Linked DNA regions of Mus musculus: region 1 is linked to region 2. The links are chromatin loops, found by intact Hi-C in ENCODE. Cell type or tissue: left cerebral cortex. All regions are shown on one strand.

Region 1 (5,000 bases), 180 kb before region 2:
AAGGCAGGGAAGTCCTGGGGGAAGCTTCGGACAGCTGGAAGCAGAGAATGATGGCTGGCGCTGACCGCTCCTTTAGGGTGGGCCTTCACACCTCAATTTAACCAAACAAGATTGCCCCTCACAGGCCTGCCCTTCCGTGGGCTCTACACCCTATCTATCACGTGGACTGTCAGCACGGCTGTCTCAGAGGGACCCACACCAGTTCTCTAGCTCGCTGGCCAGGCCAGTATCCAAAAACTCAATTGAACTCTGTCAGGGGGAGCTCCTGAAGTCACACAGGCTGTCTAGCAGAGACTGTCCTCCCCTCAAAAATCAATTGGCGCACACCTTTAATCCCAGCACTTGGGAGGCAGAGGCAGGCGGATTTCTGAGTTTGAGGCCAGCCTGGTCTACAGAGTGAGTTCCAGGACAGTCAGGACTACACAGAGAAACCCTGTCTCAAAAAAAAAAAAAAAAAAAAAACACAAACAAACAAAAAAGTCAATCATAAGACAAATCCTAAGAACAATTCATACTTCTGACCAACCATGATATAAATGTGGGGTTTCCCTCAAAGCCCTGCCCAAACTCACTCACTAAAAACAACTCAAGGAACTCAGGCAATGTGCAGTTCTACCACTGTGGAGGCAAGCCTCAGAAACGTGCCAGCAGAGGCCACAGAGGGGGAGGGGGGACGGACACACACAGATCCATCACTACCCTGACAGCATGTCTGGGCCCCAAGGGAAGAAATCTCTTGAGGGCCCTTTAATAGTTTAATGGTTAAACTCAGCCTCTGGCCCCTATCCACTTGCTATGAGATGCAGACTAGGGTACCAGTCAGGCCCTCTAATCCATTCAGAGACCTATGGAGGTCACCTCTCAGGCAAACGTGAGGCACGGCGTCCATGTGCTCATGAGCGCCACACTGGGAACCGAAGCAGAGACTGTGTGTGTTTTATTGTCCCCTAACAATTCAACCCTACGTCACTAGATACACACAACTTAACTGCGGATCCACCCTAGGCCCAGATCTGAGGAGAGCACCGGGAGTCAGGAGTCACTTCTGGCTTCTGTGAGCTGTGACTCTGGAGCGGCCACCAAAAAGGTGCAAATTGGAAACAAAGCTGGATGTCAGCCTTCAGCTGAAAAGAAACTGCAACAAAAAAAGAACAGTTACGTGGCTGAGTGGCAGAGCATGCCAGAGAAGAGCAGAGCACTGTTTCAAACAGAGACAGGGACCTCTACTCAGTAAGGGGACACTCAATAAAAATATGGAAGCCAAGGATGGTGACACACACCTACAATCCAAGCACTCTGAGAAGCTGAGGCAAGGGAATCACAAGTTCAAGGTTAGCCTGAGCTACACAGAGAAACCATGCCTGAGAGGGTGAATGAGAACAGGCAAAGAAAGCGGGACAGGAGGAGACCATGAATGAAAGGGGGAAGAGGTGGCAGTGGGGGGTGGGGGGCTGGAACAGGGCAGGACATAAATGGAGACAATATATCTACATAGACACTGTGACAAACGGGCACAGGACAAGACGTTTAGACTCATTAGAGAAATGCAGACTAGAGTCATAATGCCATGAGCGGCAGGATGCATCACAGCACCAGGGCACACTCCTCTCTCTGTGCTCTCTCGCTCTCGCTCTCTCTCACGCACTCACTCTCTCTCTCACCCCCACACCCCCACATTCTCTCATGCACACATAAACACACATACTCTCATACACACACACACACACTCTCATACACATGTAAACACACACACTCTCTATGCATACATAAACACACATACACTCTCATGCACACATAAACACACTCACACTCTCTATGCACACATAGACACACACACAAACACACATTCTCTCTCTTGGCCTCTTAGTTTGGAGGTCTTGCGGCATCTAACTAAGAACTTGTGTGTGGCTGGCTCGGTTGTAGAAGACCTAGTAACTCCACTCCTGAGCACTCACCCACCCAAGAGAATAAAAACACACGCCCACAAAGACTTGTCTGTGAACGTCTCAGAAACCACCATAGTTTCAGGGTGAACCTTCCCTCTAAGATGTCCCAAGTCATCCCAGCCCTGATGCACTTAGCCACCATAGTCCTGACCAAGGGGCCACCAAACATAGAACTGGAGCCTCCACACCTCTGAACCCAGATGAATTAGCCTTTCCTCGGTCAGAGTCCATCACCTCAGTTGTTTCCTTACAGTGACTGAACGGTGCTGATGCAAGTGTGGTCCGCACAAAACCAAACTATCACGTGCTCAGCAGAAAACCAGCAGCTCCACAGGAAAATGGAACCACGGAAATTCACGGCCAAACAGCAAAGCATTATGGTAGATCAAACAGGCCAGACACAAAAGACCTACAATCTATCCTGCAAGGTTCCAAACACCTTTGTCTGAGGAGACAAAGTAGCCTTTTTTTTTTTTTTTTTTTTTTTTTTTTTGGTTTTAAGGGTTCTTCACTGTAAGAAAAAAAAAAGATTTATACAAATGGACAGTCTGTATACCAAGGCTTAAACATCTGTTAAAACATCAATTATGCACTTAAAAGTGGTAAATGTCATTCCAAGTAGTTCATATCCTCAATGAAATAGTTAGCAGTGTTTTATGTAAACCAATGCATGCAACACAAAAGAGCAAAATAGCCCTGTGCCCCTTCACTCCTACAGAACTGACTTGTATAACACATCAGAGCGAAACCCCGAGGCTCTGAAGCAATCTCTTAAATAGATTTCTTCATTAGTCAGAGGCTCCCACACTCAATTCCCGTCATGACATCTGAACACACACCATTTAACAACGCGTGCTGACGGTTTTAGTGAGGAGGCCTTAGTCATAACACAATTTACTAGAATTCAAAAGCAGAAGCGAAACGACCTTTACTTTTTGGGGGAAAAAACCCACACTGGCATAATTCAGTGAAACACTCAATTTAGACTCTGCGCAGAGCAACGGCTGCTAAGAACTGGGTGTCATTTGTCCAGAAACTGCAATGAGGCAAAAGCGAGGCTTGGTTAAGTTTTCATTTTAGAACGTTACGGTAAAAACACCACCACGTATTTACTGCGTGGTGTTAGAACAGAGACGCAAAGATAACAGCTGACCACAGGGACCAGCTGCTGGCAGCTTCTACACGCCGAGCAGCCTGACCTAAAGGGCTTTTCCATCATTCCATCGAAGGTGACATTACTAAAACTAAACAGATCCTAAGCATCGGGAAATAACAGATTTTAGAGGACGAATACATATGTAAAGAGGTGAACCTTAAATCAAATACACAATTCCTATCAAGCATAGGGGACAAAGCTATGTAGGGCTGATAACGCCCCCCACACATACACACACACACACACACACACACACACACACACACACACGCACGCACACAATGTCCCCTGCAATATTCCAAAGGGGCCAACCGTGAGTCCAGAAGCTTTAACCTACAAGGAACCACGCACTATGCATCCTGGTCTGCAAAGCCACTGAGGCAATAAGCACACAGTTGGGGGGTGGGGGTGGGGAAAGGGAGGTTGCTCCTTTGAGATCTTAGGATAAAAGTCAAGGTTAAAAAACAAAACAAAACAAAAGCCTGAGGGTTTGACATTACAACACTGGGGTACATGGGGTACGGCCCCTGCTGAACATGGGAAAGGGCCTGGGCTGCATCTGCAGCACAGGAGCACTTCGCCGCACAGGCCTCTACATAACGGACTCTGTAAGTCCGTGTTTTGGTCTTAGCCTTTTCCTTCAGTGGTTTTAGACTAACCCAGGAGCTGAGTCACCACCATAGCTATCACTTCAGAAAGTACACTTAGGCACCCTATGCACTATCCAGTTAGCTTCTGCAAAGGAGATCACCATTTCAGAAGTTTCAGGATAAACTGTATGCCCAACCCAAGGTCTGACTTGTAAACAGTCCACAGGGCTGGAGTGATGCTAGGAGGGACATCAACGTGCACCCCCTCTCTGCTGCTAGCACCCCACGTCTCAGCGCCGCCTTCACCCTAAGTGCCCACTTAACATTCTAATTGACGCGTCAATCCTCTTGCACGTCTGTGTGCTTGGTAGAGTGATACAATAGTATTTAGTAATTAGACGTGATAAAGTGTCTTTATTAGAGGAATGTAGGGTGAGGAAAGCCTTCTCTTTGTACACTTTTTCCAATATTTTGATCCAGAATCTATTGTTTACATTTTGATTTAAAATGTAAGTAAAATAGAGTTTCAATTCTACCGTGAGATTTAAATGGGAAGTCAGGCCTCCCGGTCTAAGCTCCAATGCTATGTAGGAATGAATCCTTTTCCTGACCCAGGTAGTAACTGCCTGTTTTCATGATATTTTAGGAGAAAAGGAAGGGAAAATAAACAGATGACTACAGCTAGAAACACTGTCGGTAAACAGGAGCATGGTCTGAGATGCTCAGAGTCATCCAAGCCAACAGCCCCTAAGAACACACTATGAACGAATGCACTGTCCAGCTGGGGCAAATACACACGCTGAGTCCCATTGCGATTTGTGTTCTGAGACCACAAAACAGGATTTTTCAAAGACAGCTTCCCCTGCTCCAGAGACCTGAGGCAAGCCCACCCCAGAGGCTTCAAGTTATCAGAAATGAACAAGCTATCAGTAGAACACGGATGTACAAAGACAACCTTTGGGGAACATGGAGGGAAGACAGTGCCTCTGGGGCACAGAGAACCCCCCAAGGATTTGCAGATGGGAGCCGAGCTGTGAGGCTCTGCCGCCTCCAGTACTCCAGAACACAAAGTGTTGCATAACTAACAACCACAGCCTGGCCGAAATTAAGACTTTACATTACAGGCTGTGATTAGCTTACGTACCCTCTTAATTGAGTTTCCTTTATGACACAGAACTGTATTTCACACAAACACTAGCAGAGCTTCTGGCCTATCTCAAATACATTTATGAAAAAGATGCCCTTTGGAGAAAGGCTGTGGATTAGGACAATAAACAAACTGCCCCCCAAACTGTCTATAGTACAAAC
Region 2 (5,000 bases):
ACTCACCCACATGGTGTGGTCCATCACAGGAACAGCAAGGCAGCCTGGTCTGGGTGTTAGCTCACACTTCATTTCCCATGCACCGGTTGCATGGCCTAGCATAACAATGCCCAAGTCCACTTCTTTTCATTGGTAATAACTTGTAAACACTCCCGGGTCCATTCCTGTTATCCTTATTAGAAACCTGAAGGGAGCTGACTGGTCAGAGGCCAAGGTACCCTCATAGTTCACATGGCCAGAGACAGTGTCCGTCCTCTAGAAGAGGACACTGTATGTATGGACACTTACTGGTGGACCTAGTTAGCTGAATTCCATGGGGTGATGGTGAGGATTGAGTGCAGTTGGTAGATTGGTCGTCTAGTGTGCACCAAGCCCTGGCTCTGATGCCCAGCGCTGCATGAATAGGACATGCTGGTGCACACCTATAGTGCCATCACTTGGGACGTAGAGGCAGGTGGCTCAGAGATTGAAGGTCATCTTTGGCTACAGAGCGAGTTCAAAGCCAGCCTGGAACATAGGAGATCCTGCCTCCAAAAACAATTTTTAAGTTATAAAAAGGTAAATTGGTAAATAATTAAACTATGACATGTAAGTCTCTACCTGCTCCTGGAAATAAAAAACAAAAACAAAACCACCCACGCCTCCTACTCAAGTCTAATGAGGCCAGGAAGATCCTGTGTAACAGAAACTGAATTCGGTCCACATAGCCCAAGGGTTACATCAGAAAGCACATCTTAAATTTTAATCCATCAACATCAATTCAGTAAATGCTTTCTACATATGGACTGGTAAAAAGCTCTCCCTTCAGCGTGCTAAAGGGGTAGGTGTGTAGAGTGAGACAAAGCATCTTGAGGGTCCCCAAGAGAAAGGAACGCCAGGCACTGTCTCTAGAAAAGTCATGGTTAGAAGTCATCAGAGACAGACTGCATCCAGGGTAAGTCTTTTAGCTAACTGGGGCTTAACAGTATCAGCGTCATTTAGACGGTGTGGTAACTGAGTTATAAATACCTATGGTCTCACTTGAGAGTCATTGCAAATTGAAAGGAAAGATAGCAGCCCCGAATACTTGACAAAGATTCCATAGTCAGAGGCCACTAACTTCATGCCTAACAAGCCAGTCATAAAATTACGCCTTGATGTTTATTTCTTCATCATACAAATGACAACTTGTGACTCTTGTTACCATCGGAATCAACGTAATTCAGTTTGCAGTGTTTGTCTCCTTCAGTCGTCTGTTTTGACCTCTGTTCACCTCTGGCAAGCACGTGGATTTAATGAAAAAGAGACTCTGTTGGTCCCTTTGGTATTTCTTAATTTCCTACAAATGACTAATTTAGGTTCAGTGATGCCAGTTGTGTGTGTGTGTGTTCGCGCGCGCACGTGTGTAAGGTACATCATCATTAGACATCCTAGAAGCTCAGGTTTCCTGGGTCAGATGATTAGGAAAGAGATCTGTCGCCCCTTCAGCTTTGGGTTTCCCCCACTTGCTACAGAATCCTACAGGTAGGAAGGAGAGTTTAAAATCTCCCTCTGCTGGCCTCTATGTGAAATCCAGCAGCTCGAATCCTGTTCACTTCCGTGTTGGATCGCATCTGGTTCGTGTTAAGTCCTTTCCGTTGCCGTGACAAATCCCCGAGGCGAACCAACTTAGAAGAGGGACAGCTTATTTTGCCTCATGGTTTCCGAGGCTTCTGTCATGGCTGGCTCAGTCATTTGCAAAGGCCATAGTGAGTCCGACCAGCACGTTGGGAGTGTGTGGTAGGACATAGCTGCTCACCAGGAAGTAAACAAGGTGGGAACAAACTATCTCTTCTAAGGGTATGGCCTCAGTAGCCTGCAGCCTCCCACTGTGGTGTACCTCCTGAGTTTGAAACATCTCTTCATAATCTCGTTAAGCTCCGACTCCATCAGTAAATTAATCTATGCATGAGATCGGAGCCCTCGACTCTGTCACCTTGGTGTTCACCTCTGGACACTGCTGCAGTGGGGGGATACAAGACACATGAGCATTGGGGGTATTTTTAGGTCTCAGAGCATCACGTCGTTTCAATGGATGTTTTCTGCTGGCGGCTCTTTAAGGTGACAGACATAAGTAACAGAAGGGACACCTTCTGGGGGCTCCATTCCCACACACTCTCAGCGGTAGGTCATTACCCACCCCTATCTAGCACCACCCCACCTCCAAACCTCCACAGGAGGAGACCTGACCATAGGCAGGGCCATCCACACCTGAGACTCCTCAGGTCACAACATGCCATGCCAGAGCAGGGCCCCTGCTTTTGTTTATTTTGCTTTTGTGGATGACAAAAGGGAGAGAAGTATTAGCAACAGAGAATTCCCACAGAGACTCCTGTTCTCTGTTCTTTCGGGGCTTCCCCTGGGCTCTGGGGCTAGCCTGCGACTCTAGTGGAGGTAGCCTCTACACTGCTGGCTGCTTGGTTTTTTGTTTGTTTGTTTTGTTTTGTTTTAACTTAGCTAGCCTGTTCATATAAATACTGTACATTGTACATACCCTCCTTATTGTCCTTTGTCCCTCCCAGGAGACCCTCTGTTGACCTGGAGAGTTTCACATCCTCATTGTACTGTGACTAGCACTGCAGGGAATACTGTGTACTCCGTGGTACTGTCTTCCTGTTTCTTTAGAAGAGGCTTTGCTCTCTGGGCCCTGTTTCTGCCTCTTGCGAGCGGTCCAATGTTCCCTCCCGCACGAGGATGCTTAGCATTCAGGAGGCAAAGTCAGTCTTGTACGGTTAGGGGCACACATTCCGTCCCTGTGGTGGACCTTGTCTGTTGACCTTCACACACCTGTATCAGGCTTGGAAATTGCTGGTCAGCCTTTAGTTTCTTTTTCGGCACTTTTCTTCATTCCAAATCCACAGATGGGGAGTCTGGCTCAATGAACCCACCTGGGTGGATCCTGAGAACAGATAAGGACACTCACTGGACATAAAGTAAATACAACCGGACAGTGGCGAGGACTCTAGCGCCACCTGCTGCTCACACACGTACTCGCAGGGGACTGGAGAAGCCCGGAACACCATGGACATGCAGAAAATGACCCTTTAAAGAGAAGAGATCAGTATGGCTAGGAGGGAGTTTGTCCTCTTACTAAATACATGTAAATATGCATATGTACCTATGTAGGTTTTATAAATAATATATAGTTTGTAAATATAGGTGTTTATGCAAAGAAATATATTTGTTTAACTTGTTTTATGCAGAGAGGGTTTGCATCTCCATTCCGCCCCATAAACTCTAAACTCTTAAAGCATGGCCTGGCAGTGGTGGTGCACACCTTTAATCCCAGCACTTAGGAGGCAGAGGCAGGTGGATTTCTGAGTTTGAGGCCAGCCTTATCTACATAGTGGGTTCCAGGACAGCCAGGGCTACACAGAGAAGCCCTGTCTCGAAAAGCCAAAACCAAAACCAAAATAATCTCTTAAAGTATGGCTCCTCTGCTTGTCAGGAGAGCAACACCACTCATCTACAGCAGCTGTTTTAATGGCTGAGAAAGAGGCATTCATACAATGTTTACCTCAGCGCCTGAGCGCATTAGCTCGTTTCCCATTGCTGAGAAAGTACCCAGGATGGTCACTTCAGCAGTAGCTAGCTGGCCAAGGGTTCTTCTCTTCCATGTGAACAAAAATTAGGTAAAAAAGCAGATCTTTTAAACTTTGTCTGCCGACCTTCCCAGCCCCCAGCATCTGACCCCAGTGAGCAGCAGCAGGCAGGCAGGAATAGCATCGAGTGGTGCCCTGGAACACGGCAGCCCCTGTGCAGGTCCTGAGTTCCAGAACCCTTGGCCCTTGACGGGGGCCATCGTTACAGCTCTGGCACTGAGACCCTTGCTGGAAATCTTCTGCAGACCTGGACCTGTTCATCATCTACTGATACTTCAGACCCCTGTCCTAGATACAACTGTTACATCGGCTTGCAAACTGCTAACAGCCAGCTGGGCAGCTGAGGGAGGGAACTATCCAAAGGAGGATCAGCCCCACAGCAAGTCCTCCCAGGGAAGAGACCAGAAGACTGGGGAGCCTATTAAAAGTCTGGCCCAGAGTCTTCAGGTGGCCTTCCACCTGGGGGGGGAGGGCGGGGAGGATGGGGTGGGCGCGGTCCTTGCAATTCCTTTGATGGGAGTTGCCTGTTCCAATAAAGTCGGTCCTTTTTTGTTCTTTGTTCTCTCTCTGGCTGGTGCCTCTCTCTTCCCTGTCAATCTGTCCCTCTTGCTATCCACCAGGGACCTTCATGATCTCTGCTGCTTTTACTCTGGGGCTGTATTTGTGTCCCTCACCTCGTTTCTGTCACCCTTTTCCACTACAGAAAATGACCCTTTAAAAAGTCATGGTGATGAATATGGCTAGGAGGGAATTTATCTTCTTACTGAATACGTGAAAATATGTATATGAACATATGTAAGTTTTAGCAGTAATTATAGTTTGCTATAATATATGTGTTTATACAAATATATGTGTGTGTTTAAGTATATTTTAGTATAGAGAAGGTCTGCTTCTCCATCCTGCCCCATAAACTCTAAACTCTTAAAGCATGGCTCCTTTCGCTGTCTGAGTGGGCCTTCCAGGAAGTTCAATTATTTTTCCATCCAGCTAATGGATTGAGCTCAGAAGGACCCTTAGCTGGCCACCCCTTGCCTAAACCCCTCTAGCAATTGGCCACTCCTAGTCTCAGCATCCCTGCCTCTATTTGGATAGCAAATGGGAGTTCTGCACTTGAGGGACATACAGGAGCTTGGACAATAGACACCACTGGGATCACTCAGGTGGACAGGTGCATCCTCCTCCTGGGAGTGAGATCTGCCGGGTGGATGGGATTGCTAGGTAGGATCCAGGAGCAGGGCTAAGGATGACGTCTCCATGGGTTACAGTGTCTACAAGCACCATGTTAGATCCCCAGTACCCACATAGAAGCTTGATGAGATGGCGTATATCTATAACCCCAGAACTTTGGGGTCAGGGCATAGAGCAGACACTGGGCTCCTC

What was found. Peaks named below come from ENCODE experiments on the same cell type or tissue, not always from the same donor. Only the 100,000 strongest peaks of a DNase experiment are listed, where the experiment ranks them.
Region 1: it touches region 2 in a loop (2.5-fold over the local background); 1 of 42 quality-filtered maps calls a loop at or near these places.

What each region holds. Positions count from the first base shown.
Region 1 is chr13:52,911,927-52,916,926 of GRCm38, forward strand. All of the region lies in intron 3 of Auh (AU RNA binding protein/enoyl-coenzyme A hydratase), which reads right to left. Among named protein-coding and RNA genes, the nearest start is that of Auh, 15 kb to the right of the region's middle. In left cerebral cortex, no CTCF peak of the experiment used is centred here; DNase peaks (open chromatin) are centred at 2,873 and 4,742.
Region 2 is chr13:53,093,855-53,098,854 of GRCm38, forward strand. No RefSeq gene overlaps it. Among named protein-coding and RNA genes, the nearest start is that of Gm52058, 73 kb to the right of the region's middle. In left cerebral cortex, CTCF peaks have their summits at 1,543 (motif pointing left) and 2,996 (motif pointing left); DNase peaks (open chromatin) are centred at 1,622 and 2,982.